5 separate regions of the Mus musculus genome follow, and regions 1, 3, 4 and 5 are each linked to region 2. A link is a loop called in an ENCODE intact Hi-C map of the cell type or tissue named here. Cell type or tissue: heart. All regions are shown on one strand. Each heading gives the region's core, and the rest is flanking DNA. Links, peaks and the distances in the headings are about the cores only. Region 1 overlaps Arl5a (ADP-ribosylation factor-like 5A). Region 2 overlaps Cacnb4 (calcium channel, voltage-dependent, beta 4 subunit). Region 3 overlaps Neb (nebulin). Region 4 overlaps Neb (nebulin). Region 5 overlaps Cacnb4 (calcium channel, voltage-dependent, beta 4 subunit).

The links. Peaks named below come from ENCODE experiments on the same cell type or tissue, not always from the same donor. Only the 100,000 strongest peaks of a DNase experiment are listed, where the experiment ranks them.
Region 1: a loop joins it to region 2, with 2.7 times the contacts of the local background. A loop is called at or near these places in 7 of 42 quality-filtered maps.
Region 3: a loop joins it to region 2, with 10 times the contacts of the local background. A loop is called at or near these places in 28 of 42 quality-filtered maps.
Region 4: a loop joins it to region 2, with 7 times the contacts of the local background. A loop is called at or near these places in 16 of 42 quality-filtered maps.
Region 5: a loop joins it to region 2, with 2.5 times the contacts of the local background. A loop is called at or near these places in 4 of 42 quality-filtered maps.

Annotation. Positions count from the first base shown.
Region 1 is chr2:52,403,207-52,409,270 of GRCm38, forward strand. It overlaps Arl5a (ADP-ribosylation factor-like 5A), which reads right to left. Exons shown (of 6, transcript NM_182994.2): 5 at 1,700-1,851. Among named protein-coding and RNA genes, the nearest start is that of Arl5a, 19 kb to the right of the region's middle. In heart, for the core only: a CTCF peak has its summit at 3,488 (motif pointing left); no DNase peak of the experiment used is centred there.
Region 2 is chr2:52,588,179-52,594,242 of GRCm38, forward strand. The region is part of intron 2 of Cacnb4 (calcium channel, voltage-dependent, beta 4 subunit); the gene reads right to left. Among named protein-coding and RNA genes, the nearest start is that of Cacnb4, 85 kb to the right of the region's middle. In heart, for the core only: CTCF peaks have their summits at 1,573 (motif pointing left), 1,774 and 2,927; a DNase peak (open chromatin) is centred at 3,093; H3K27ac peaks cover 1,737 bases.
Region 3 is chr2:52,259,138-52,265,201 of GRCm38, forward strand. Neb (nebulin) reads right to left here. Exons shown (of 157, transcript NM_010889.1): 53 at 4,749-5,060; 54 at 4,359-4,562; 55 at 1,357-1,461; 56 at 82-189. Among named protein-coding and RNA genes, the nearest start is that of 4930573O16Rik, 29 kb to the right of the region's middle. In heart, for the core only: a CTCF peak has its summit at 3,218 (motif pointing right); no DNase peak of the experiment used is centred there.
Region 4 is chr2:52,300,944-52,307,007 of GRCm38, forward strand. Neb (nebulin) reads right to left here. Exons shown (of 157, transcript NM_010889.1): 18 at 5,586-5,690; 19 at 4,341-4,448; 20 at 4,151-4,264; 21 at 3,087-3,188; 22 at 2,884-2,991; 23 at 2,688-2,792; 24 at 1,499-1,597. The region is part of intron 2 of 4930573O16Rik (RIKEN cDNA 4930573O16 gene); the gene reads left to right. Among named protein-coding and RNA genes, the nearest start is that of 4930573O16Rik, 13 kb to the left of the region's middle. In heart, for the core only: a CTCF peak has its summit at 2,636 (motif pointing right); no DNase peak of the experiment used is centred there; H3K27ac peaks cover 704 bases.
Region 5 is chr2:52,484,443-52,490,506 of GRCm38, forward strand. All of the region lies in intron 2 of Cacnb4 (calcium channel, voltage-dependent, beta 4 subunit), which reads right to left. Among named protein-coding and RNA genes, the nearest start is that of A430018G15Rik, 62 kb to the left of the region's middle. In heart, for the core only: no CTCF peak of the experiment used is centred there; no DNase peak of the experiment used is centred there.

The DNA of each region.
Region 1 (6,064 bases), core at 599-5,598, 180 kb before region 2:
AAAGGAATGCAGAAAACAACGCAAAAAAAAAAAAAATGACTTCCAACTGTTAAATGTACAGAAGTCGACCACTAATAAACCACAAACTGCACTAAGCAATTATTCTTATCTTTGCAATAGTCAGGTCACAACCCTTCCCATATACACAAGAAATCCAGGCCTAGCAAGTTCAGCAAACAGCAGGAGAGGGGTCAAGAGAGGCCTCTTGACATCACAGCCACAGTCTTCAACCCATGAATCACAGTGCTTGCCAAAGGAAAACCAAAGTTTTGGTCTAGTTCAGGGATTTGATGCGAATGGTTCATAGTCACTTAGACTTGGTTTTCAAAGGGAGAACATTTCTGTCACAGAACCTAATTCATCCTTTGGTTCTCTTTCCCACACTGATGAAAATATCAAGAACTTCCGCCCTGAACTCAAGACTCTCAAGTTTCTTTCCACTGCTTCTGAATAGATAGTCATACCTCTGAAAAGTAGAAAAAAAAATTACTCTTCCTTTGAGCTTTACACCCTATTTCCAACTTCCTCTATTTCATCTTTCTTTTCCTGCTGAAATCAAGAGTTTATAGCTGGGCTGAAGAGATGGCTCAGAAGTTAAGAACTTTCACTAATCTTTTGAGGACCCAGGTTTGGTTCCCAGTATCCACACAATAGCTTACAACTGCCTATACTGTAACTCAAGTTCTGGTGTGTGTGTGTATGTGTGTGTGTGTGTGTGTGTGTATGTGTGTATGTGTGTGTGTGTGTTTGTGTGCTGGTGTCCAACATCCTCTTCTGATCTCTGTGGATTCCTGCATGAACATGGCACACATACACACATTCAGGCATAAACACATAATGTAAGTAATTGTTAAAAAGGACTTTATAGCTGCTATCCTAAAATATATTTCTTCTTTAACTACCACTGACTTCTGTGCACTTTCCCAATACACAAACTGAGCTCACTCATTCACTGTTACATTTAACAGTACTTTTTCCATCTTTGTGGCCCTTGACCAGCCATTTGACTAAGTTCGCCTCTACTTCTTTCTTAACTACTTTCAGCTCTGGGCAAAAGACCTAGTGACATCATACTGTCTTACCCTTGACTGCAGAAGCAAGGACTCTCATGTCATGCATGGTCCACTTTTACTTCTAATCCCCATGGGGAGGGATGGGGATTCAACCCATTGTCCGGAGCACAGAAGTAGGCACACTATTCTTCGCTATTTATTTTTGGACAGCATAATTTCCATTTGACAACACTGTTGGCTATCTGCTAGTTTTACACATAAATCCTTTTATTTTAGCTTTGCTGTGCGTAAAGTGTGGACTAGTCTGTGGAGCTGCTGTGAGGACTAAGACAGACACGGCATGGAAAGGACGCTAGGGAGGACATCTTGACAAGCTTTGTTTAGTTCCTAAGTCAGTAGCTAATAGCACTTGCTGTTCTTGCAGAGGACCTAGATTCAACTCCCAGCACCAAAATGGTGGCTCAGAATTGCCTGTAACTCCAGTCTTAGCAGAGCTAGAGCCTCCTGGATTGGCCTCTGTGGGCACAGCATGTATGTGGCTAGACATTTACTCAGATAACATACGTATACACATAGAATATTTTTCAAAAGGTAACAAGTATTATCTGGCCTTTCCAGATCTGTTATACTCTCATTTCTCTAAGCTTCTACAGCAACTGTATGGTACTAATGAGACAACATCTTACCCCTCGCCAGTAAGAGCGCAACATGCTTGAATATGCCACTGGTGGTCTTTTATAGAAGTAAGCTTCAAAAACTGGGAGATTTCTGCTACTGTCATGCATTCTTTAACATCTTGTTTATTAGCAAAAATCAGCAACCCAGCTTTTCTTAGGTCCTGTAAAAACAAATAAAACTTTGAAGGTTAGTACACGTCCCCACAGATTTTTCAACTTGGCTAGCTATTTTTTGTAATTTTAATAAACTAGACTATCTTTTAATTAAAATTGTTTTATTTTCACAGGTAGTACAATGTAAACAGTCTACATCATCTCGAGTTTCACAGACTGACAGAAATAAACACTGACTATATTTTAAATAAATCCTTGTATGGGCTTACATTCTTCTCAGTTGTGTAAGTGCGTGAGGGGTTGTAGTCTATGCACTGCATGTACAGATATGTGTGGAGGCAGGAGGTCAGCACTGAATCTCTCCCTGACCACGGAGCCCACTGATTTCTCTGATGTGGCTGCCCACTGCGCCCAGGAACCCTGCCCCCCTGCCCGGCACTGAATGACAGGTGTATGCTCTGTGCGCTTTTGTACATGGGTGTGTGCTGGGATCAGCCTCATTTACATGCTTGAGCAGAAAACACTTTGTCAGCTGAGCTATCTGCAAGACCCTCAGCACCAACTGTTTAGTCTTAAATGATATGCTTTATGGTTCTAAGAGCTTATACCTCATCATATTTTCAAGTAAAATTATCTACTATACCAATTAAAGCACAAAGAGCAAAAACTTCAATAGCTACTGAGCCATCCTTGACTACTGTACCAAAACCGTGACCTCAGTTACGCTTCCACATCACATTTCAGCTTGAGTACTATTAGCTACTGTGTGCTGGAAGACATATAAGTCGTCGATGGTTTTTGAGGTCACGCTACGCAGCACAGGCTGAACTTGAACTCTGGAGTGCTCGAATGTCAAGTGTACACTATCACTCACAGCTTACAATACTCCAGTTAGAGGGCTATCTACTCTCTGGACAATTTGGGACAGTCTTATCTCAACATTTTGCCAGTGGTTTTTCTGTATGCATTATCCCTTTTCCTCCAATCTCCTAAGCAAACCATTCATAACCAGGATTTCATAAGAGAATGAAATTCTTCAGAAAATGACCATACTGCAAGTTTCCAACTATATGTGCAGTTGGTATCCTCTCAACACACAAGAAAGAAATGAATCTATGACATCCCACATTGGGCTAAATTCTCAGTTTGGAAACACTCTGTGTGTGTACATATGTGTGTATGTACACTCCTGCATGATACAGTCACATACTGGGCCAAGGAGCCACAAAGAATGAAACTGAATTCATGAATTAAAACTCCCATAAAATTCTGTCCTTACCCAGAGAGACCCTGGAAAAATGTAACTACACAGAGATGCTGAATGCTTTGTTTCTTCTTCTAGAACTAGTTAGTTTTTTGAGACAGGGTCTAACAATTTAGCTTTGGGTGTCCTACAACTTGCTACACAAACTACACTGGCATCAGACTTAGAGATCCCTCTGCCTCTGTTTCCTGTGCTGGGATTATAGGCCTATACCCATTTTAAAGGACCATTTCAGCATTAATACTTTGTTAATGTGCTTAAAGACACTATATGCAGTGGACACAAAATGATGCTGTTCCACATAGATTACTCTTATACATCAGGGCCTTGATTCTTTCTGGTTAAGAATATAAGCTTCCATTTGGTTAGTGTTTTGCAGTGTTTTACGCACAATCAAGAATGACTTAGAGTGCCCTCTGCAGGATCATGTAAGAATAGACAAGAACACAGGTAGATGGGTAACAGTTTTAAGACTTCATAATCAATTAGTTTCAGACATAGTTTGGCCTGAAAAAAAAAAATCTAAAACTTAAATGAAAATTGAAGAGCTAGATCATGAATTGAACAAACACAGGAATTATTTAAGATTGTGTTGTCTTAAATGAAAATGGACTATTATTGAAAGGTGGTATGTGGCTGAGTTAGTAAGTGGATAGACTTTCCATGGGATTTAATTTCTATCTTAACATCTAGAGGTTTCAATATCTCTAGTAGAATAGGTTGAACTCTTTTATACAAGTCAGATTTGCTAATGATGGCACATTCAAAATACAAAATTCTGATGTAAGTATTTGGCTTAAGTTAGGAATATACACTGTACCATTTGTAAATAATTTAAACCTATCATTTGTAGTAATAAAATACAGAAAAGCCCCTAAACTGGGACTATAAAAATCAACTGTTGCTAACAGTCTCATATTAGAGAGATGGCTCTGAAGGTCAAGCATCTGCTGTGTTAGCATGCATGAATATCAGAATTCCGAACTCCAGAACTCAGTAAAAGCAATGGACATGTGGCTTGCCTCTAATCGTAGTGTGTGCAGGAGGTGGAGATGAGGACTCCCGAGAGAAAGTTGCAAAGCCAGGCATGCCAAAACAGAGCTCCAAGTTCAGCTAGTGACTGCCTCCATATATGGTAGAGGTGAATCTATGAAGACACCCAACATCAACGATGGGCCTCCATAGCACGTGAACACACAGGCAGACCACACCAAACACAACAATAAAAATAAATAAATAGAAAGGGTCTTTAAACTAAAACTGTAATTTTTTTTTCTAGGTCTCAAAACCCACACTTTCTTTGGGGTTCTTTGTAAAAATCTCATAGATCTCAGACTGGCATTAATGAAGTTCTTAATTATTGAAAATAATAATAGCAACAACAACAACAAACAGCAACCCTAAAATGGTATTTTACCTGAATAGAGAATCTGCTTGTTATTATATAACCTCAAGACCAAACACAATATTATGACAGTAACAGAAAGCATATTGGATTAAAGGCTATTTATTAAATTAAATTTGTAAGCTATGAAAATTTAATGTAAACAATGGTAACCTTTGGTTCACAAGCTAATTTAAATGTTCTCTACTATACAAATTACACATATAAAAAATGTAAAATATCCAGGTCTGGTAGTACAGGCCCATAATCTCACAACTGCCTGGGAAGCTGAAACACGCTGACTACACCTATATGGCCAGTCTGAGCCGCTTAATGAAACCCCAGCAAAAATACACACGATTTTTAAAGCTGGGGAGATAGCTCATCGGCAGAGTGCTTGACAGGAATGTGGGATGTCCTGTGTCCAATGGCTAGCACAGAGAAAGAAAAGTGTCTGATGTATCTGTCAGTGTAGTCAGGCAAACAGCAGCAAACGTAGACATCTGCTTATCTGCCGTAAGCCAATACTGTCTCTTCGTTCATAAAGCTTCACTTGTGAAGACAACTTCTACAACTTGAGTCATTCTGAAGAAAATTTTTGATTTTGATGTCTGAAACCATTTTAAAGTTAAGTATATTCAAAGTTTAATATTTCTTTTAAGATGAAGTCTTGAGAAGGGTTTTTTAAAAATTGTAGTTTCATGTTTGGAACACACTAAAGAGTAATTATCAATGCTGGTTGATTAAGACCGTGCTGCTTCCAGGCAGTTGTGGTAGGCAGCACTTGGGAGGTACAGGAAGAAGATCTCCAAGGCAGAGGTAGTTTGTTCTCTGAGGTCAAGGCCAGCCTGGGATACACAGAGAAACCCTGTGCTGTGTATTGCTTTATGGTAGCTCTGAAGCACCTGTGCCTAACTGCATTTTTCACTCAGTGCCTCTCTCCAGTGCTCTCCCTGCTTGCCGACTCTGCTCCAACCAACCAGGCAGCTTGCTGTGGGTCCCAGAACCATCATTAAGGCTTTTTTTCAGCTCTCTTCTTGGTTTCCTTTCACTTTCCAGCCAGCCTTGTACTTTATTTTTCTCCTTTTTATCTTCTCCTGGCAATGAGTATAAGTACAATGCTTGTACATATAATAAAAGGTTATATGCAACTCCTGTCTCTTTAAAAAGTGGTTAGTCACATAAACTTTCTAGGTCTTGGTGTAACAGATAAAGGAATGGGAAGCAGCCAGTTTAGGGTCCCCAAGCAGAAAGTAACTTCAAACACTGAGCTGCCAATTATTAGTGAGCAATCAAACAGTGAGGTTTCCTGCTAAAGTTAACATATATATGGTGCTAGAGAATTAGCTTAATTACATTTGGATCCTCAGGCAGCAGGAAGAGAAAGTAATACTGGGCCTGGCATTAGTATTTAAAACCAAAGCCTATCCCCAGTGAGACACTTTCTCCAGCAAGGCCACACCATCTAATGGTGTCACTCCCTATAAGCCTGGGGTGGAGTGGGGCCATTCAAATCACAATCACTAAAAGAAAAATGTACACTTAATTTACAAACCCCACTTTTTATTAGGTTCCCTAACCTTTTAATAGTTTATCTGAAACAATAAAATCT
Region 2 (6,064 bases), core at 571-5,570:
GGAAGGTGGATTTCTGAGTTCGAGGCCAGCCTGATCTACAGAGTGAGTTCCAGGACAGCCAGGGCTACACAGAGAATCGGTCTTGAAAAACAAAAACAAAACAAAACAAAACAAAACAAAACAAAAAAAACAGTTGCAAGATGAGTTTCTCCCTCACCCCCTTTTCTGCTTGCTTTAAACATTTATGTTGGTACTCTTTCAATGACTTAGGAATATATTATTTTAAGGATTTTTTAAGTGCCACACACATTATATGGCACTGACACTGATAGGAGATGTATTGCTGGGCTGTCTGTCTGCACATACATCAGCTCTGAGGTAGCAGAGTGCCACGCCCTAGAGTCTGCACAGAAAGACTCAGAAGGTACTTCCTCCAAACAAAGTCGTTATTAATGGAATCTATTCATTTTAGTTAGAATCCATATGAGGTCAAATATGCAACATATCCTACTAGAATATTATCACCTTGGACAAGTTATTGAACCCCTAGGTGCTGGGTCTTGGGGTGCTCATCTTCCTACCGTCTATCAAACATACAGGAACAAAACAATCCAGTGACCTCCCCACCCCCAAGTCAATCTGTGTCTTCAGGCAGTCCTGGTCAAGGTGTGGTCCTGCCAAATGTCAGCTCTTCATTGTCTGGGCTTCTGTCTCATCCTGTAAGATGGTCTGAAAGGTTATTAAAGCTGTGTAAAATCTCTTCCCAGCAGACAACTTCCCACTCTGGGCTGGCACCCTTTTTTTTCTCCCAGAATGAGATTCCTGGGGAAATTCCCATCTCTTTGGGGGTCCTCTGTTTATGGAATCCCATAAGATAATACATGGCTCAAATGTGTAGTAGGGTCTTATTAGTGTTGCTATTGTTTTTATATGGTATGAGAGACAGAGATGCACACTCTCATTCTGTAGCCCGGCCTACCCTGAAACTCCCTATTAGTTCAGTCTGGCTTCAAATTCACAGCAGTCTTCCTATCTGAATGTCCTGAGTGTGAATGAATGAATATGAATTCCAGTTCCCTTCTAGGTGGTGTTGGCGATGACGCGGGACGCAGATGGAAGTAATTTTGATTCCCTCCAGTGAGGAGAAGTTACGACTAATGTTAGCAGTGTTCCCACTTGAGAGAGCTTAGTCTTTGCATTTCGTGGATTAACACAAAGTCTCTGTATGGATTAATAACACAAAGGAAAGCTTCAATAGTGTTGTTCCAAATTTTCAAAATGTGTGCTGTCAGGCTAGTGAGATGGCACAGGGAGTAAAGGCACTTGCTGCAGGGACCAAAATAGTGGAAGGAGAAAAGAGACACCTGCAAGCTGCTTTCTGACCTTCACCCGCATGTTGTGGCATGCATGTACCCTACCCCCATACACACTGTAAATCAAATAAATAAATAAATAAATAAATAGGTAGATAGATAGACAAACAAACAAATAAATAAATAAAATGTAATAAACCATTCTTCGAGCAAGAGCCATGGCTTATCAGTTAAGAACACTTGTTCCTTGTGCAGAGGACCCAAGTTTGGTCCCCACTATCTGTTGGGCACCTTACACCCACTTTATCTCCAGCTAGAGCGAATCTGCTGCCCTCTTCTGCCCTCCATGTGTATGTGCACACAGAGACCCACGCAAAGGTACACATAGTTAAACAATACATTATTTTTTTTCAAATTCCTTCTATTGCCGAGGCAAAGCATTGCCTTCTACCTGATCACAAACCATTTCTGCAAGGCTCTAGAAAGCACAGCGTTTGGTCTGTGGCTGACCTCTTCCTCCTTGAGTTGAAAGCATTGCTCTGCACCATTCTTTTGATTTTCCAGAGTCTCCCAAAGCTCTGTGCAGCCGTTCTCGCAGCCTTTTCAGCCCTGCCTTTCAATCAGCTCCCAATTCACCCTGTGTACTTCAACCTCCTGCCCAAAAGCTAAGAGATGAGTTCCCATGAATGCTCCAAGGTTTTCCCGTGGTCCCCCACCACCTCCCTGCCTACCTTTGTCTGTGTTACATATCGTTGTTTTAAAGAACGTTCTCTTCACTGTCTGCCTTAGATGCACTGAGTTAAAAAAAAAAAGTCATCTGTCACTGTATTGATGGGATTTAGAGCTAGAGAATCCTCTGCAAGTTCACAGAAGAGAAAGTGCCTGGAGCTGGGAAAGAGGGAAGCCTTACTTGACTGATTTGCTCAATGTGATTCTCTTCTGTGGGCACTTGAAGCAGAGCCCGCACACTGGATAACTCAGTGCTAAACGAGTGAGTTTCCTCTATCCAGGGCAGCATGAAGCTTCTCCTCCCCTCTCCTGTCTTCTGAAAAAGCCAACAGCACGTGTCCCTCCATCACCCTCTGCTACCAAGAGGCGCAGGACCCTCTCGCCTCCCTGCCCAGGTGCTCCTTGCTGTCTCACACAATTTACAAGGTCCACTGTGCCTCTGCTGAGCATATATTTGCTGCGCTCCTGCCAGTGCTGGGAGTAAGGGCCTAATTATAGCACTGGTGCAATTCATAAGTGCATTTAAATAGGAAGCAAGCTGCCTTTCCTACCCCTACTCTCCTTCCCTCCTCCCTCACTCCTTCCCTTCCCCCCACCCCCACCTCCACCAAAGCCCCTGTGGTCAATTCTGTCCTCCCCTCCTGCCTACAGCAGCTCCTGTAGTTGGTGTGGGAAGAAGCTGACGTATGAAATGACAGTTCCCATTGCCTTTTGTAAAATTAAAAAGAAAAAGAAAAAAAAAACCCACAAGCAAACAGTCAGCTAAGGCAAAGGGTGGAAAGGAGATAGTCCACTGTGGTAGCTGCTCAGGGTGACACTTTCCAACAGGAAGTCATAAATGATCGAGCTTTTGCTCCATTGTCTTCAAGGTAGAGGGAGAATTGCCCTGTCCCTTGCTTCTGCCACATTTAAGAAACACTGGGTGGCGACATCTAGCGGTTCCTGTTTAAATTGCTCTTGTAGTACAGTGCCATGAAGAAACAAAAGCAGCAGCTTTCAGAAAGCTGGAGTTAATTAACAGTAGTACAAGTGCAACCAGTTCACCCTGGGTTTCTGCTGTGCTCATCCTGGCCCGCTCTGCCCTGTGGCCGACAGAGATAACAACCATGAGTGAATGGGTCATTAGAGGCCACAGCAGAGTGCTCAGGACACTGCCTACCCTCAGGAGTTACTCCACCCATCCTTGCTGTATTACAAACATCATAGTTACGGCACTTGGTGAAACTGCACTCATTCCTACTCTACTGACACAGCCAGGAAGACATGCACCATGTGTCTTATGGTCTTGCATGCCCATGACGCAGGCCGCACGCACATCATCAGGGATCTGAGGACCTCCCAACTTTCAATATTACCCAAGCCTATCAGTGGCCTAAGTCCCTGGAATTTTGGTTGAATGGGACATGCTCTCCTCAATTCACAACAGTCCCATGGGCCCCGTCATCTTGCTTTAAACTGTTCCCATGTATGTTGACTATCGACCATGGAAGACACTGTTGAGACCCTAAAGAATGCATGTAAGGACCAGAGATCAGTCTTGGTGTGGTGTCTAGGAGCTGGACAACTTGGTTTTTGAAACAGAGTCTCTTATTTAGCCCAGAGCTCTTCACACTAGGCTGACTGGCCAAGGAGCCTCAGGGTTCTGTCTGCCTCTACCTCCCTCACACAGGGGTTACAGCGACATGCCACCACGCCTGGCTTTTCCATTTTGGGTCTGAAGATCTAACTCAGGTCCTGATGAATTAATAGCAAGTACTTCACTGACTAAAACAGCCCTCCAAACCCATTCTGTGACCCTTCTTGATCCTGTCATCTGGACAGCAAGATGACAAGTGGCTGCCTCAAAGCATTGTTAGAAATGAGTCTATAAGCACGTTGTGCCTGTCACATTACCCAAGTTCCATGTCTGAACTTCTACTGACATCATTCATCTTTCTCCTGACAACTCTAACACCTAGTCTTTTAAGCAATTTTTTATTTTTGGTTTATGGGCACTGTTTTGTGTCTGTGTTAAGCACCATCAGATCCCCTGCAACTGGAGTTAGAGTTGTAAGCTGCCATGTGGGTGCTGGGAGTTGAACCTGAGACCTCTGGAAGAGCAGCCAGTGCTCTTAACTTCTCCAGCCCTCACAGTGTCTTTTTAAAGAGTGTTTTCAATTGTGGTAGAATACACACACCAGAAATATTGCTACTTTGACAATTTTTTAAATGTGCCGTTCGGTGGTATTAACGACATGCTTTTTTTTTTTTTTTTTTTTTTTTTGTGCAACTTTCATTGCCATCCACCTCCAAAATCTTCTCATTGTACAAACTGAGTCTGTACACATCTAACACCAACTCCCCATTCCCTCCTCCCCGAGACAGCTGTGATCCCACTTTACTTTCTGTCTCTGCATTTAATACCTCGTATGTACCGAATCCCACAAGACTGAGTCTTCTGTGTCTAGGTTATTTCTCCCGTTTTGTTCTCTAAGTTGCAAACATCTTGCTGGCAGACATGCAGTTTACCTACCACTCCATCCTCCATCCTTCCCCAGGCTCTCACTAGCCGGTGTGGAGCTCTGCCTAAGTGTGGGGTCTGCATCCTAAGGGTGAGGAGGGGTGGCATGGCTGCACCTGGGAGCTTGTTAAAAACACAAAACCCTGACCCCCGCTGTGAAAGTTCCAAACAAGTCTGCATTTTAACAAGATCCCCGGGGGAATCTTCAAACACTGTGAAGGGCAAAGTGGCTTGGCATGAGACAAGGAAGGCAATGTACTGTGGCTCCTTTGTTAGGTTCAGCTACTTCATCTCTAAGTACTGTAAGTATTTGTTGATGGAAAGATTCACGAGGGAGTTGAATGTCCCTATGAATATCACCATCCTGCACTTCCCTGAGTCGAGAAAGGACACCTCTTAAAAATTAGCTCAAAGCGGGTGGAAAATAGGCCAGAGAAAACTGTCACATCCCAAAGTAGCCTAGCAGATGTGACAACTACATATCATGTGGCATCCTGGGTGTGACCTTAAGACAAAAGGGGGTGGGGAGTCAGGGGGACCAGGCTAAAGCTAAGGAAATCTAAATGAAGCAAAGTCAATATTACCAGTCCATTAACTATAACAAATGTGCCAGACTACAGTCAGATGATAATAGGGCAGGAATATACCCCTTCCCCCCCAGGATAGGCCCAGAAACCCTTGGTGATGACTACAGGGCCATCTGTACATCTACAACTACTCTAAAATTAAAGTTGATCCGGTGTAGGGAGGATCCTCGCCTGCACATAAGCACACAGCAACATCTGTGCTCGAGCAATGGCCTGCTCTATGCTATGCTTGTGCAGCTGTGGACCGAGGTTTTCAAGACAACACAGGAAAATACAGTCAGCGTCTGGATACCTTCAGTCTGCAGTCAGCCCAGTCTCCCTCTGCAGACATCTGATACCTAATTGTCCTGGTCTTTTTCCTTCTCCTGTTGTGAGAGCCACCTGCTCAAAACCATCAAGAAAAAGGACACATGCAAATATGAGCACTGGTAGACAGAAGCAAGAAGGTCTTGAGTTCAAGGCCAGACTGAGCTACATAAACAAGACTCTGTGTCAGAAATAAGTAAGTAAATTAAATATTTAACTGATTGAATGCTAGAGAGTACAGCACACTTTAAGAAATAACCAAGTGATGTCTTATCTTTTTATCTAGGGTTGAAATATATATAAATAGATATAGATATAGATATATTGCAATTCAAATTTTAAATTATAGCAAGCGTTAAAGGGTTGAGGGGCTGGAGCAATGACTAAGCAGTTAAGTGTGTGCACTGCCCTTGCAGGGTTCCGGTCCCTGTGCCCACGCCGGATGGCTCACGGCCACCTGTTGCTCCAGCTCTGGGATGACTCAATGCCTCTGGCCTCCGAAGGCACCTGTACTCACACATGTGCACATAGCCCCTCCACATACACATATATAACTTGAAATAATAAAAATAAATCTAAACTACGAGAAAACAGGAACAATCAATGAACAGTGTCCAAACATTTACGTTTTCCTGATCACCTATTGCACTCAGCCACTAACTTACCATGAGCTCATTAGCTTTAAGTAG
Region 3 (6,064 bases), core at 413-5,412, 330 kb before region 2:
TAATTTGTGACTCCTTATATGATGTTTGCTCATTTAAAATTAATGCTCATTGCAACCAAACCACTATGTACAACATCTTACTTCACTGGCAATCTCCCGGGATGCTTTTGCTGCTTTGATTGGAATGGCGTCCACAGGAAGATCATATCCTTTCTTCTTCAGTTCTTCATAACCCATTTTGTAGAGTTTCTGTTGAGAGGTGGAGACAATCACTTTGGGAAAACAGTTCTTCAGAAACAGTATGACAAATAAGCAGAATAATTAAGCCAATGTACTGCATACTTCAAGAGTTTGTGAAAATAATCTCCATACTCTAGACCACTCCTATGTGATTGGATATTATGTCTATGAATTGCTAATGATCCTGTTTTACATTTTTACAGCTCTCTGATTACCAAACACACAAAATTCTCAAGTACTTTAGAAAATGCAACCGAAGTTAACTGATAGAGACATGAATTATCATTTTGGTGGTATTTTCCAGATAATGTTGTGTTCCATTAGAAGTTGCTATAGAGAAAGCATTTCAGTCTTATTTTTCTTATGAATTCCTCTTATTAAAAATAATAGTGAGTGGCTATCCCTTCTATGTGGCTAGTGCATCATGAGTCAGTATCTAACTCATCCCATGAGGCCACTGAAAGGAACTCTGTCCTCTGGCAAGATGGTGGTCCTTCATGATTAAAAAAATACTTTACTGAATTTTAAAACTTCTGACTATAATTTGCTCATTCAGATTGTGATGTAACTGAATAATTCATAATATATTCAAACGTATTTTTACCCAGAAATCCATTGTCTACTGTTGTTAGACTTCTGTTCATATTTTAGTCTTTGTAGTATTACCGCCGCATATTCTTTAACATTAAAACCACTCTATTAGGGCTCAGAATTTATGTTTGAATGTTTAAATTTTTATATCCATACATATGAAAGGTTAACATTTGCCAGCAGAGTAATCTGGTAAAAATGAAAATATCCTTCCATTGATTGTTTGTTTACTTGTTCAAAACTTTACCTAGAATCTACTTGTGAAGCACAAAACATTGTAAGCAATAAAAATCCAGTAAAAATTGAATCTTCCCATACAAGAAAGAGCAAGAATGCTGTAAACATTTCCTTATGATAATACACATAATAAGGAAATATAAATATAGGGAGATCTGTGCTCTAATGCTGCTTGAGATAGGGAGTGCCAACACTGGACGTACAAAATCCCCACCAAATAGGGAATCAGTCACTCATTGTCTGCTAATTAAAATGATTTGGAATTCAAAAGATTTTTTAAACAACTTCACTGACTTAGAAGTGATTAGCTGAGCTTTCTGAAAAGGCACACTGAGTTTGTAAACTCACATCACTTGTATTGATTAAGTTTGCTTTAGCCAGAATGATGTCAGGAGTGTCAGGCATGATGTGGATCTGAGTCTTGTCCTTGTCCCAAGCTTCTCTATAAAGTCTCTAAAATGAGAAACAATAATTTTATCAGTGGTATTGTCAGGTTCAAATACAACAGTTGGCTCCAGATGGCATTATAGCAAGACGGCAATATAAAAGGAGACATAATTTTCTTATCTGAAATGCAACTACCTTTCAAATACAGATTATGGCTTACCTTTTTGAAGTTACTGATACTATTGTCTACGGAAATCAACACATGAAATAAAACCTTTGTTGATACTATCAAGTTGTATCAACAATTTTTTTTTTGGCCATTAAAATCCCCCTTAGTGTTTAACTGTCTTATCAAAAGATGACCTATTTAAATTATGCCTAGGAATTAGGGAATCTTAGTTCTCATTTGGTTTACTATTTAAGATTATACAATTATTTTGGAGGATAAGTAAATTGACGATAATGTTGGGATTTCTCCAAAAGAACAGTTTAAATTTTATCAAAATCTTTTGGATGTGTTAAAAACCATTTTCATGTCTGTCTTCCATAGAAGATCATGGGAAACCAAATTTTAAAATCTTGGTAATTAAATAAAAGTGAAAGTTTGAAGAACAGAATATTTATACAGTATCAAATTTATAAACAAAAACTCAATTAAAAGTTTTGAATGCCACTTCTGGTCCATGTAGTGATATGTTGCCAAATGTGGTAATGCAGGTCTTTAATCCCAGCACTTGAGAGGCAGGGGCAGGCATCTCTGTGGGGTTGAGGGCAAGCCGGTCTACGTATACATAGAGAGTTCCTGGTCACCCAGCAATACATAGTGAGACTTGGTCTTTACATGTTTCTCCAAGGGATAAAACTTAACAGTAGAAGAATCTGGCACTATCACTTTAAGCAAGTGATAAAAGTTCAAATGATCAGCAACAGGACAACTTGATATCCTGGGCTCTCCTGCCGTGAGGGCTGAGCAGGACACAGCGTGTAGTTTCCTCGTGAAAAGACCCAATCTGAATCATCCTAAGGATGCCTTGGAAAGCCCAAGGTGAAGGAGAAGCTGCACCTGTCACAACTGTCAAAGACTTAGGAGACAGAGAGGAAATAAGCTAGAGTAAGAATAAATGCAAGGTGGGACTCCCAGTTGCATTGTCAACCAGGGGGAACATTTTTCTTTTACTACAAAGGGTATTAGTAGTAAAACTGAATAAGTTTTTGTTACTTAAAATTGATTTAGTGTGTGTGTATATGTGTGTATTTGTGTGTGTGTACTTGTGTGTATATTTGTGTGTGTGTACTTGTGTGTGTGTGTTTGTATGTGTATACTTGTGTGTGTGTATTTGTGTGTGTGTACTTGTGTGTGTGTATGTGTGTGTGTGCATTTATGTGTGTGTACTTGTGTGTGTGTGTGCATATAGGGTTCAGGTGCCATGGCTTGCATGTGTAGGCAAGACAGCAACTATCACATGCAAGAGCTCAGGCTTGGTAGCGGGCGCCTTTATCCACTGATCCATCTCACCAGCCCTCCAGTATAAACATTTTAAGGATTCATTAATTCCTTAGATTTTGTACTTCTCTTCTGTATGAATATGCTTTCTATCATGCAAATGGCTCAGAGAAGTTAATTAGGCCTTCAGGATCAAACTGAAACAAGACACATTAATATTAATCTATGTTTACTCAAGTTCTTTCCTAATCTTTCTGGTAGGAACGCCAGTGCCTTTTGGCCTCATAATCATTGGTGTTACACTCTGGGTGGCTCTTGATTGTAGGACACAGTCTTGTGTCATTGGGAATTTTTCAGTAGCCATGCCTGGTTTCTATCCACTAGAGGCCAGTAGCACACCACCTCCAAGTCAGGACCAGCCAAGGGGAAAACTTCCTAGATATTGTCAAATTTCTTCTAGGGTACAAGAGTGTCCTGGTAGAGAAATTTCCTCAATATTATATTCTACCTTGATCCCGCAGAATGCACAATGAATGCTAATATTATTTAGTTTAGCATATCCAAAAGAAGAGACTCAAACACCCTAGCTTCTGCCTGGGTGTGCAAAGCCCTAACAGGATTGCTATTCAGCACCCATGCAACTAGGACACGGGTTGGTCAGCTTTATGGTCTAGTCCTTCCCTTGCTTAACTTCCCCATTCAGAGCTTCCCCCACACCTTCATTAAAATTCTAAGAAAGAAGCCATGTTCAGAACCCCAAAATGTGCTCGCTTGGTCTGCCACCCTTTGTATTCAAAGCATATCACAAAGGCAAAGAGAGAACTGGAGATTGAGGCAGAAAGAGACTGGCAGGCTTGTATTTGCTTCAGCTTTTGGAAAACAAAACTGTTGTCTGTGAGTGTTTCCTTACCTGGAGAAGAGCTACAGCTCTGCTATGAAACACAGCCTCGTGTATCAGGTAAGAACTAAGGTATGCATTGAAAATGAAGGACACATGGAGCACCATGTACAAAGCGCCTCCTAAGACCTATGCAGGGCTGGTGAGATGGCTCAGTGGGTAAGAGCACTGACTACTCTTCCGAAGGTCCTGAGTTCAAATTCCAGCAACCACATGGTGGCTCACAACCAACCGTAATGAGATCTGACGCCCCCTTCTGGTGCATCTGAAGTCAGCTACAGTGCATATATATTTCTATGCAGTTATCAATTTAAAGTTTCTTGCATATATATATATATATGTATATATGTATGTATGTATGTATGTATGTATGTATGTGTGTATATATATATATATATATATATATATATATATATATATATATATATATATATATATATGTAGTGGTACTGAGAATTGAATCTTGTGCGTGCTAGGCAAATATCTTTAGAAAATATATCCTTTAAGGGAGACATGACTCTGTGGTTAAAACAAAACAACAAAACAAACAACAACACCCCAAACTTGTTTCTTTATAATATTTTCCATGCTCTGTCAATATATTGCTAAAGAAATACTCACGTCACTCCTGTTTTTGGCATTTGTTTTAGCCAGAACTATGTCCATGGCGTCAGGGATGCTGGTGAACTTATTTCTGTCTGGAGGTTGGCGGTATTTCTTCTCACTGATGATTTCTGAAGCCCGCTTGTTCTTTTCTGCTTCCAAAGAACCCAGGGGACTCCATCCTATGCCTCTCAGCCACTCTAGGTCAGACTTATACATATTCTAGGAAAGGACAAAACAAGCCATCAAAAACCCATCTTCCCCTTCACCATGACTAGGAGATGCTAGTTACAGACAGGTGTTTGAGGGGGTCGAGGTAATTTCTCTTTCCAATCTGTTTTTTACCTCACATAAATGGCTATTAATATGTGGAGTGATTTTAAGTAATCAAATTTGATAGACACTGACCTCACTTTGTAGCTCATAGACCTTTTTAGCTTGGATGACGTCATTCTGGTCAGGTAGGCACGTCCACTGGTGTAGGTAGTTCCTGTAGTCAGCATCACTGACCAAGGCCTGGCACTTCTTGGCCAACACCACCCCCAGCATGTCCACAGGGCTGGTGTATTTGGTTTTCCACTTCTCAAAGTCCTTCTTGTACTCCCTGTCGCTCTGCATTTTGGCTACATTCATTGATAGCACAAGCTTTGGGTCATCTTGCACACTGAGGAATCCAATATGGTGTCCCAGTTGTTTCCGGTAGCCTTGTTTATATTTAAACTGAAATCAGGAAACAGAGTCTTTTTAATAACATAAACAAAAGCTAAGTCAAACTTACCTTGCTTTGTTGCTATACTTCCCATCCCCCAAATGGGGATGAAAAATGATTTCTGAGCTAACCTATCAGGAAGTGTTTCTATCCTTAAGTAAGCTCTGCTTAATTAGATCTATCTAAAGAATGTAATGCCGCCAAGTATCAAGGGAGTTTATCATGAGAAATTGGTTCTATGTAAAGGCAGAAATATGTGCCTGACACTGTTGTCTGACTTCAGGATAACATTTAGTAAAATGTTTGTTACATGCTTATGAGAAAAAATAGGGGCTGAATTGCAGAGAAAAAATTATGAAGATATATGATCTGATGAATAAGCAAAAATGTAGATTGGAGAATTTTTACATGATTATATTATTATGTCATATGTCTAAATTGGGATCTATATCTTGTGGGCACAGATAGGAATATCTTGATATGTTAGTTAGAAACAAAGCTCCTCAAGAGCTCATCATCTTGTCAAGCAGGTAAAAATAAACTATATAGATTTCAGGTAACCAAAGTTAAAAAAAAATCCAGTCTTAGATTTAGTTGGGGAAATTACATCACTATTAAATGACCACAACATTGCTAATAAGTGCAGTGGCAGTTACTTAATGTCAGGGACTAAACACATAGTAGGACTCACAACATGGGCTCAGCTCCCTCAAATCACATACGTTTAAACTATTCTGGACTTTAAGGTGACTATACCATTGCAGTAGTTAATCGGCATTGTCAATGTGATTAGATATAGAATCATCTAAAAGGTTGAAGGCGCTCCTCTGGGTGTATCTGTAAGGGTAGTTCCAGATGAAAAGGTTCCACTCTACATGTGGGCCATAGAGTCCCATGGACTTGGGGCCTGGACTGAATGAAAGGGGAAAAAGAGAGAGCCAGATGAGGGTCAGCTTTCCTGTCTTCATATTTCTGGCTTGCAGTGATGCAACAGAGGCTGCTCAGCATGCCTGCT
Region 4 (6,064 bases), core at 382-5,381, 290 kb before region 2:
CAGAGGAATCATGGTACAACTGGGCCTCACTCTGACATTTCTGCTGCTACACTATAGACACAGTTAACAGATGCCTCATCAGCATCACAAGACTGGGTCTGGAGGGAGTGAAAACCCAAAGTTATAAAGCTCTATAGTGAGAGGAGTAAGGAAGCCAGGAATAATTCCCACTAACATCTTAACGCAGCTATAAAGTCTGGTCCACGCTGTCCCCTCTTTAGACTCTCCTCACCTCTCTGTCTACAGTGCCCTGCCGGGCATTCTTCTTCCCGGCATCCTAGCTTCGTTTATTTACTGAAAGTGTAACTGCATTGCTTTCTCTCCATTACCTTTCCTTCCTTCAACGCCTCCCGTGCCCCTCACTCCCTCTCAAATCCCTGGCCTCCTTTTCTTTAACTCTTCCTTTTACATACACACATGCAATTACGCACACATGCATAAATAGATAAACACAACCTGTTGAACCCATTCACTGCTGCATGTGTACACGGTTATTTCAGGACTGACCGCTGGATACCCAGCTAAGGGGGTCCTCCCTGCGGGAAGACTCTCTCTCTTTCTCACTCTCAGCATCCCTTAGTTGCCTGGGGTTCTTTGTCTATGGGTGGCGCTCCACATTAGCACATCTGTTGGTGTCAGTGTTCAGGTATGGTTGAGCTAGCCCTATTGTTGAGGTATCAAGAGGGGAGCTTGCCTGCCGTTCCCAAGAGACAAAACTTACAGCAGATTTATTTTATGGTCCTCTGGCTCCTAACATATTTCTGCCTACCTCTTCCTTGATGTTTCCTGAGCCTTAGGTACAGGAATTGTGAGATATATCTATATCATCTATATCTATATCATCTATATCTATATCTATCTATCCATCCATCTCTCCCTCTCTGTGTGTGTGTGTGTGTGTGCGTGTGTGTGTGCGTGTGCGCACGCGCAGAAATGTGCAATGTCAAGTGTGGAGGTCAGAGGACAATTCTGGGGAGTCAGTTCTCTGCTTCCACCACATGGAAGGAGATTGGGGATAAGGCTCAGGCATTCAGACTTAGTGGCAAGCATCTTTCCCCACTGAGCCATCTAGGCAGCCCCCATATTTTAACTCTCATTTGTTTTCACATTGCTTTGTTGTAAGCACACCTTCTCTTTCTTTAAAGTCTTTGACTTCACCAGAACACGAATGCTCCACATTTTGCCCATTAAATAGATGTTTCTCAGTTGCTACTGTTCTATTAAGTGTCGCAAAGGTCTAGCATTCATGGGACACATTTTAATTAGTAAGACAATTCTATGAAAAATCAATGAGTTACTTAAAAATACCAGTTACTTCATTGCTGTCTAACAATCTGTGGGAGGGGGCTAAAGTTCAAGCTAGCAGCTACATTTGCATCGTATTAAAATCTGAAACATGGCATTAAGGACATGACCGATGGATGACACTTGAAGACACTGAGATTTTTCAGTAAGTCACACCTGGGTCACCCCCATGCAAAGAAGTCAGGACACTTACATCACTGAGCTGTTTGGTGTTGAGCTGGGCTTGCAACAGCACGGGAGTGTCGGTGACTGCTGTGAACCTGGTCTTATCAGGATGCACTTTGTAGGTGTGCTGGAAGAGAAGAGAGCCTCTGCTGACATTCCACGCTGAACTTTTCTATTCCTGTTCATACCACACCAATGCCGGAGAACTTTACATCTAAAACTCTGCTTTCCTTAGTCCTGAAGAATGGATCCAAATGCTACTTCCTTCTGCTTTCTACTCCTCTTTCTCTCCTTTCATCTCCCTTCCCCAGTGTTCTGTGGTAGATGTGTAGCTTTTATTTTAAACTAAAACAGAATTATATTATTTCCGTCCATTTCTCCCACCTATCTCTATTCCTTCTTCCTTTCCTACTTCATGATTTTTCTACACTTGATATTAGCCAAAAGGCCAAGAAATCATTGAGGTTTCTGCTTCATCTAAGCTGCCCAGTCAATCTTTCCAGTGCCCACATAGCTCTGTGATGAAACTTGCATTTCGTTTGGGCTGTACATTGAGTTATAAGTTCTGCCCATCCCATCCTCCCTCATCTTTATAGTATCCTCCTCCTCCCTGGTATATCTCGGTCATGTCTCTTCTCCATTCCTCTTTCTCTTGAGAGCGTTCTTTCTGCTTCTCTGCCCCTGATCTTGGCATAGCAGAACAGTCCTGCCTCAGATCACTCTGGACCTCCAGTCTCTTCACATCACCCTGGTCTAACTGAGTCACCCACGTATATTAGATGATATCTCTCTTGATATTGAATGCTCTTTGTTCATTGCCTGTCTCTTCCACTCCAGTTGAACTTCTGGTAGAGCAGATCATCTTTCCCCCTAGCTCCCAGCACTGAGGACAGTGTCAGGCTCATGCTAGCCCGGTATCATTTTGTTGAACAATGAACACCCTGATTATGACAAATTTGGATAGTCTCCTTTTGTCCTGAATTTATAGCTATACAAACTACTGAAAATAGACATAAAACCTGAAAGAATTTCATAACCAATAGAAATCTTCCTAGAAATTTTTGTATTCTCTGATCCAACATCCAAAGTCAAATTAAAAAATAAAAACAACTCCATCCTGACAACTAGGTGACAACATTTAAACTCCTGTTAAATGTACCACTAGATGTCAGAAGCATCCTACATCCAATCCGAAGAACTCAGGGCAGCTGGCTTACATCTTTACACTGGTCCAACTTCTTGATAGATTCATATTCTTGGGTTATTGTCTGAGGGAAATAGCATTTCCCTTTATCTTCTTCATATTCTGCTTTGTAACTCTTCTGAAATGGCAGAAGAACAAAACCAACTGAGGATGGCTGCTGCTCCCAAGCAATATCACTACAAGGCCAGAGGAACTGGATTCAAACTTACATCACTGTTTTGAGCAGAAACCTTCATGCAGTGTGTATGGTATGGGTCTTCAAAGCTGCCTACGTAGTGGCCCAACATATTCTTTACATAGGAATCTTTATATTTAGCCTAATAAAGAAAAACACACATACTTTGAGTTAATAGCAACTTTCCAATGGGCAGGAAAGCCTTCCCACCCAAGAGGTGGCCATGGCTTTTCGAACCTCACTGAAGTTCTTCAGAAGGGTGTCAAGTTGATACTTGGGGGTCTCACAGTAATTCATACTCTTGGCCTTTGTCTTCTCATAGTTTTCTCTGTAGAGTCTCTGTCAACGGAAAAAGGAAGAAAATACATATCTCAAACACTACCAGTCATCTATGCCATTGCCAGACTCGAGCAATGGGATGGAATTAGTATGGTTTCTTCCACCCATCTTCCATCACACAGAAAGGATACTCTTAAAGCTCATGTCTTGTATGATGTCACCTGCTAATAACAGCAAGTGTTCATATTACCTATCCCAGTATTTCTCAGATTGAAAAGGGTAGCGTGTGAATGCATTGAAATAACTGTCCCATTTGTGTGTGCTTGAAGAATGTGGATTGCTTTAAAATTTGAAGTACAATAAGGCCTAAGGCCTAAGAAGGGCCTGAGGACTCAGGTAGTCCTACAAAAACCACCAGCTCAGCACTCGATGCACACACTTCTCATATGCTTGGAAGTTGCTTTTCACCATCAGCCTTACATTCTCTTTATAGCAGCTACCCACAAATTATAGATTTTAAGGTTTGGAGTCCTCCAACAAGTGCTCTGTCATATCTTGCTTCATAATCTCTCTTTTATAAAATTCTTAAACTGAAATGTCTTGCTTCTGTGTTTCTGCTTCAGCCGGTTTTCTACTCTGCCTCTCAGCTGATTTTCTCGCTTCCTGCTTTTTTTGTTTTCTGCACATCTTTGCAAGCACGTCAGTTCAGGGCACTGAGTGAATGCACACCCACACTGATACTAGGAGCACTGTATGTTCTAACATTAGGCCACTTCTGAGAAATAAAGAAAACAGTGTTTTATTATTTGTTTCCTCCTTATGAAACAAAGGCATAGAGGAGATTAAAGACACAGTCCTCCCAGAGAAGAACATCACTAGCAGTGAATCTCTGCTATCGCCTCTCCACATTTAGTTTGCCATGCAAATGTGAGATTTGAGTGCAGGTTGACATGCAACCCAAGGGTACATTAATTAGTGGGGATCCCCACATCAAAATGAAGTGGCTTGTGAAAGTTACTTACATCACTCTGGTTCTTGGCGGTCTTCAGGGAGTGCAGCATCTTGGGGTCATCATTGATGCTGAGGGCACCGATCATCTTGCCTTTGCTCTTCTCATAGTCCTTCTTGTACATCACCTGCAAGGACACCACACATGTTAACTGCTCAGCAGGGGCATCCCAGGCCAGCAGCCCAGCCCAGAGCTACACTCACATCACTGGCATTCTTGCTGTTGGCTTTGGCTGCCAGCAGTGGGATGGCATCCACCTTGATGTCAAACTTCTTAGCTTTGCTCTTCTCCCAGTCTTGTTTGTAGACATTCTGGGAAAGGAATTAACAAAAGTGAAATATTTGACATCACATTTAGAGACCAAGGCTAACTCCTTATTATTATTATTATTAATTTATTTATTTTGGTTTTATGAGACAGGGTTTCACTGTATGGCCTTGACTGTCCTAGAACTCATCCTATAGATCAACCAGCCTGGCCTTGAACACAAGAGATACAACTGCCTCCTGACTCTCACCCCACCCTGTGCTATGATTAAAGACATGCATCACCACTGCCCAGCTATTACTTTATTCTCTACAGAAGATAAATGCATCCTGTTCATTGTCTAGAAAATTGTGCATGCTTGAGGTCATTTTCCATAAGCTGGAGCTTCTAGGTTTCTTGTTCTCCATCAGAATATTTCATCAAATTAGCTCCGTTTCAGTGATCTCACTAATATCTGAGTTCTAAACTAAACAGCAGTGAGGGGTACACACATTCTGCAGTCAGCCTACTCTCTGTGGTTTCAGGAATCACTTCCATTTGCCCTCTAAATCCACTCAGAGGTCATTTCAGGAAGCATCCTATTACCCTCCAAGGCTAGATAATCGCAGTACTTGTTTTAGGAATTGCTGAAGAAACTAAGACACACTCTTCTCCTGAGGGTCATTTAGCTTTTCTATAAAATTAAATTTGGAAAATGAAAGCTGACAATGGATTCATGGCCTTCTGCCCTTTACATATTCCTTCTGGGCTATCATTAGCATAAGCCTTCTTACAGGTAGAAATAAGTCTAATTTGTGTCGGGACACTGTAGGCCTGGGGAATAAAGGAAATCATTTCTAAAAAAAAGATTATATTCCAAGAAAGTTGAATTACAGTATAGGATATATAACAATGCTAACAGATCTAGCATTAAGAATTACAACAAAATACACATGCAGGGTGATATTTTAGAGGCTGGTTAGAACATATTAAGGTTATCTAACAATTGAATGAAGCTACTTGCAAGATGACTACACAGAAGCAGTAGGGATTTACAAGGCAAGTTTAAAGTTATTTTGGTAGAAACACACATTTGTTAAGGGTTCTTCCCATCTTTAACCTTGAAGTAGTCATTGGATTACAATGAAGCAACTCAAAACCAGGGGCATAGCTGTCTGTGGTGCAGTACGTGAGAGACTTACGTCACTTAGGTTATAGGCGTTCACTCTGTGCTGGATAAAGGCAGGAGCATCCGGAGGTATATGACACTTGAATTTTTCACTTTCATGTTTGGCTTTGTAATTTAGCTAAAGAGGGAGAAGCAGGGTATGGGCAGAGAAAGGACCATTAAGATCAGAAGAGAAAGGTTTACTGAATGGAAAACCTTCTTCAGACATGTTGCAAAATAGCTGGCCAAGATCACAAGAGCAACAGCTTAGGAAGACTGCTCTGTGGAATCTGTGTACTGGACTCTTGTCATGTCACCACGTTTATCACAGTCACCACGTCCACCACTGTGGTAGGTGACAGAATGAGGTGGCTTTTCATTCACATTCCTCTCCATGCCTCTCACAATTGGTCCTTTACCAGAAGCACCGTCCTGGCCTCCTCTTCATCGCTGATCTCGCTTTATTGGAGATTCCCCTCATAAATGCACCTTGCATATATGAGGGGAATCTCC
Region 5 (6,064 bases), core at 375-5,374, 100 kb before region 2:
TCTCTGTCTCTCTGTCTTCCTCTGTCTGTCTCTGGCTCCCTAAGTCTCTGTCTGTCTGTCTCTGTCTGTCTCTCTGTCTATGTATTTGTGTGTGTGTGCACGCGTGTGTAAGATGTGGGGATAAGGCAGGATACTTGCATACTATTGCATACTGTTGAGGTTAGAAGATGAGAATAACTTTGTGGAATTGGCTTCTTTTCCTTCCACCGTTACATGGTTTGGGGGTTCAAACTCAGGCTATTGGGCTTTTACAAAACAAGTGTTCAAGCAGGTGAGTCATCTCTCCAGCCCCAAATCCACACATTCCAATGACTTAATGGACTTACAAATCAGCTTTCAGCACATTCTAATCTTAGAACATTTATTTCTACCACTTCAAAAGAAGCCCAGGTCCATTTCAGTCTCTCTCCGCTCTACCTCTAGGCTCAGAAACCCAGTTACTTATTAATCCTCCTAAAGTGGAAATAAGCTTCCTTTTATGAGCAATTTTAGTAGTTAGATATCGCTAACATATTTCATATTAAAGCAAGGAAAGCGATAATCTACAAATGCTTGGCTGTAAAATGCTACGATGGAGTCTTGCTAATGTTGCCTGTAGGTCTTCACAGTTCTTCAGTTGTCAGTATCCAATAATCAGGGCAGCTGCCCATTCATGGATACCAGTCATCTGCCTGTTGCTATCAGGGCCGCTATGTGAGAGAAGAGCCGTTAGATTTTTCCATGTGTAACTGAGGGCTGTCATATCGTGGGAAGCATAGAAAACACTCAAAATGTCACTTTCCTGTCTGACATCAGACAAGTGAATCTCCAACTTAGTAAAAAATTAGCATTTTCCTAGCAGCCTTTATTCTATTGATATGGTCATAGAATATGGCTTTGAGTCTATTCTCCCCACTGAGCTTGTAGTAACTCTGCTATGTCCTTTTCTGTACTGCAGAAGAAGCACTCGTGTCCTGGTGTCTTGTCTAGATTTCCCAGGATAGGTGAGTGACCGAACCACTTCAAAACAAAATATATAAAAAGGCTTTGGGTAACCTCTTTCTTTGCAGGTTGTCTCCCTCTCTTTCTTGCTGATTCTCTCTCATCTCCTTCCCGAATGGATCGTCATGGTGACACCCATCTTGTTGATTCATTAGTCTCTATTTTAACGATGACTTAGCATTTGGACCTAAGCAGATCAGACTAAGATAAGCATAGAAGTGCCATGCAACTCTGGGAAAAGCCAGGGCCATTGACAAGTCAGGAAGGTCTCTACTTTGAGCTGTATCTCTAGCCCCCTGTTTGTTCAGGAATGTTCTCAATACTACGTTGCTCAAAGTAATTTGGAACTCATAATCTTCCTGCCTCAGTCTCTTGCTGGTTATGGGCATGTGGTATCACACTTAGCTTGCTTTTTGGTGGGGAGAGACAAAGTCATTTTACATAGCCAAGACCTTGATATGTTGCCCTAGTTGTCTTCGAACTTGCAACCTTCTGACCTTCCCCTAAGGGCTGGGATTACAGGTATGTACCACCCCAGTTGGCAGGTCTTTATTTTTCCATTTAAGTGATAACTTCCCTACAGTGTTCACACTATAGCCTTACATATTACTCCTGATAACTACAATAAAATTATATAGAAAGCCGATATAAATACACACTCTAGAAATAAGTAAAACACAATATCTATCTTTACTTTTTTATTTGTGAAATGTGAAGTAGTAAAATCTTTAATCATGGTTTTTACATAACTTATTTAAAAGAAAAATAATAACAAGTTATAAGGTCGGTTGACCTAGTTTGGTGATTGTTGTAATTGCCCTGGTTTCAGATGGTGTTTCTTTGGAAGAGTTTGAAGAGACCCATTGAAGGAGCAAAACACAAGAATCTGAACTAACTACCACTGGTCCATGGAACAATGGCAGGCGGGTCAAAGGAGGGGGTGATGGTCCCCTCTGTGGCCTTTGAAGCATCTGGAAAAGGAGAAGCTGAGATGAGACCAGCAGATTTACAGGTTTAACCCGGCAGCATAGAGCTTTGATACTGGCCTTGCTACCCTGAGTCCAGCCTCGATAATCAAGATGAACCTCTAACCTACTTCAATCATGTGACTAGATCCTTACAGGTCAAAAGTTCCTCTTCAGATGCAGCAAACAAAACCAATTCCTTCTACGATGGCTGCCAGAGTGACTACCAGATGACCTCTGGCTTCGTTATAATTCCATCTGTGTGCTAAGTGACAAGCCCTCCAGTTCTATGATAGCTGACAGTTGTCATGGAAGCCACTGGGAAGAACCACAAAAAGAAGGAAAAAGCACAGAAGCTAACCCCCCAACCCATAGGTTCCCAGAAGTGACATGAATATTCCTCCCCCTTATAAGCTCATCTTTCCCTGCTCTGTGTTAGCTACTTTTCTCAATACTGAAACAAGATAACCCATCAAAGGCAATCTAGAGGGAGATGGATGTATTATGATTTGCAGTTTGAGCATACAACCCATCGTGGTGGGCAAGGCCGGAGTACGAGGCAGATGCGCACATTACATCCACATCCATGGAGCACAGAAGGGTGAATGCTGCATCTCAGGCCAGTTTCTCCTCTTAATTTAGCAAGGGACCCCAGTTGGGACCACAGCCTATGAATGGAATCACCCATATTTAGGGTGGGTCTTTCCACCTCTCTTAACCCAATCTAGAGACTTCCTTGCAGACATATCTGAAGGTTTGTTTCCACGGTGATTCTAAATCCCATTAAGTCGACAACAACCCATTCACAACCTCACTTCTTTTCATCTCTTGTCTATAATTTCGTGATCCACAGGGGTTGGAAAAGTCAATTTGAGGAGATTATTTCACATTTCGCTTCTTGGCCAAGGATCAATGTCTCTTTCACAGCTCAATTGGCTTCCTCTTGTTATTGGTTCCACAACTCAAAGAGGGAAAAATGATACAGTTTGAGGGTCAAGCTGGTAACAGATAAAACCAACTCAACATAAAACTTGGGGGAAAGAACAAAAAAAAAAAACCGTTGCTTTATATGGACAAAGTGGTTTTGATACTCAGTGTGTACGTGTGCGTATGTTGCTCAATCAATCAGTACAAGAGAAGGAAAAAAAACACTCAGTGGTGCTAAGTAAAAACAAAAGTTGAAAGGCTCTGTACATTCAACAAGGACTTTGTCACTGGAGGAGTGATGAGACTGAGGCTCTGATGGAAAAGGGGGCAGAGCACTTGCATGAATGGGAATTGGCACACACATGTGCACATGCGCACATACGCACACACAGAGCACTAGCATAATTTAGAGGTAACTAGGCAAAAATAACTATGATAGTCTAGTTGAAGAAATTTACCCTAGAGGGGGAGTATCCCAGAGTCATATGTATAAATGGTAAATATGAAAAATCATGACACTTACAGGAAGTCAATCCAGGTATGATAGGCATGTACCTATAATTCCAGCTACTCAGGAACCTGAGGCAGGAGGATCACCTGGTCCCTGGGATTCTAGGCCAGTCTGGGCAACACAGTCAGATTTCATCTCGAAAAGTAAAGCAAAGTATGTAGGTCACTGATTTGGAGCAAGCTCTTGCACAAAGCCCAACAGCCCAGACCAAACAAGTCATCCAGGGAAGGCTCGGGGCCGTGGGGTAGACACCAGGTTTCTTTATCAGGCGTCTGAGAAACAAGGAGAAAAAGAAAGCAGAGCCTCAGACAGCCATTGGTAGCTGCTGTGATGAGCAAGTCCTCTGTGTGTAAACCTCTACAAGAAAGGGATCTGAAGAGCCCCGCCCCCTCTGTTCCTAGCTTCTACTTCATTCTTCATTCTGTCCCCAGGAAGCTCCCCACCTCTGCTCAGATCAACAGCACACACGTTCTGTCTTAGAGAATAAGGTATTGCCCAATCCCAGAACTGAACAAAGAGAGAGAGAGAGAGAGACAGTAAAACCAATAAGCTGAACTCCTTACACTGGGCTTTCTGACAGAGGCAAACAATCACAAAGTCGTTGCATTGTGTTTTTTTGACAGAGGCAATGGTTTATACGTAGCAGATATGCTTTCCAGCAGTATGCCTCATTGATGCTGTGGAATAACAAGACAACTCACGAGAAGCTTGCATACTGTAGGAAGGGTGTCACTTCTTCGTTAAGACTGCTTTATAATACATATGGGGCCAGAAATGTGTTCTTAAAGAAAAGTGCACAAGTGTGCCAATGTGTTCCCACCAAAGTACTTCTTAGTAAAGTACCTGAACTCTTTAATGTCACTTAATACAGTGACCGGAATGGGGGGGGGGAATAATGTACAATAAGAGCTACAAACAGTGTATCTGGGGATGGTGGCTCACATCTCCATCTGGGGAAGCAGAAACTAGCCAGATCTATGAGAAGGGGATTTTTTTTTCTCCAAACTGGAACAATCTCCCACAGTTGTGCCTACAGGCAACCTGAGCTAGACAACCCCTCTTTGAGACAGTCTTCTCAAATTGTGTTAAGTTGACAATTAAAACTAACCATCACTTTTGTACAGTGTTTCCCGCTCCTTTTTTTTCGCAGGGTCCAGGCTGGGTGCCCCAGAACTCTCTACTAGCCAAGTCTTTGTGGGGAAGAAAGGCCTCATGAAGAAGTCCCTAGCGGAGTGCGGATTTCTCCATTCAGCTAACAGTCTTCTGAGTACTATCTAAAACTTACTGTGGGTGTTTAAGGCACAAGTGTTCTATTTTAATTAAAATACAGCATTTGTGGTGGTGGTGGGGGGCTGGAGAGATGGCTCAGTGGTTAAGAGCATATGCTGATCTTGCAGAGGACCCATGTTCACAATTCTTAGCACCTACCTGGTGGCTTACAACTATTCCAGGGGATCTGATGCCCTCTTTATGACCTTCATGGGCACCACACACATGAAGTATACTGATTCAAACACCCACATACACATGATAACAATAAGTCAAACAAAAAAAATCTCAAAAATTATTTTACAAGTTAGTAATTTGCAATACCTGCAGATGTGGTGGGTCCCTTTCACAGACAATCTCTGGTGATCAAATGCCCTTCCAGGTAACTAATAACCTTACTCCTAGTTTCTTTCAGGGAAGAACACAGCTTCATGTCATAGTTCTTCTTGCAGTCTGGTGACCCTTCCACGGCATTTTGTAATGTCCATCCATCCTATCAGTAGGTACTGATTGCATCTGAGGTTTGGAGGGCTCCCTGCTTTCCCCTTGTGGGCTCACATGGGAGGGAAGGAAAGCAGAGCTTGCTTTTCTGTCCTATCTGCTCTTCTGTGTTCTTAGTGTTGGCCTCATTATGCCAGTGGAAAGGAACTCATTCCAAGCTTAACCTTGGAAACCAGGAAATGAGGCTTTGATGGGGAATAATGCTGTATTTTACAGATACTATCTAATTTAGCCACCATAAAAACTTGAGAAGTGGAGTTTATTATCTGCATTGAAGTAAACAAAGCTTAATGACACTAAGCAATATGCCTAAAGTCATGTAGCCAATATAGAGTGGCCAACCCCCAGCTGATCCCCCCCCCCCCATGCTCTTGCTAATTGCCTATTAACCAGGCCCAGCAGAGCTTCTGTAGCCTGGTGGATTAGCAGGTCTCTGAGGTTAAAGGCAATTTAACCCCACCCCACGCCCAGCCCACTAGAATAAATTCCCAATCATTAAACACACCATGTGCCCTCTGGCAAACCATTATGTTCTTTTGAGAACTAGCCACCTGCTTGAGTTACCCAGTGGCCATCTGGGAAGGCTAAGACACTATACTTCAGGCAACTGAGTGATCTGAAAGATCTGCTCTTAACCATCTCTCTAACCGCCAGGAATTGTATTGCCATACTCAGTGAGGAAGCATTCATTGGAACTGATATCAAAACACATGCACTCAACTATTTTTGGTTTGCTTGTTTTGTTGTTTGTTTGTGATAGAGTCTTCCTTTGGAAGCCAGTGTAGCTTGGGTCTCCGTATGCTGGCCTCAAAGGTGCGGTCTTTCCACCTTAGCCTGTAGAGTAGCAGGAGTTAGAGCACACACTCACGTCAGGCTCACCAGAATGCCACTACTGAACTGCATTATCTGC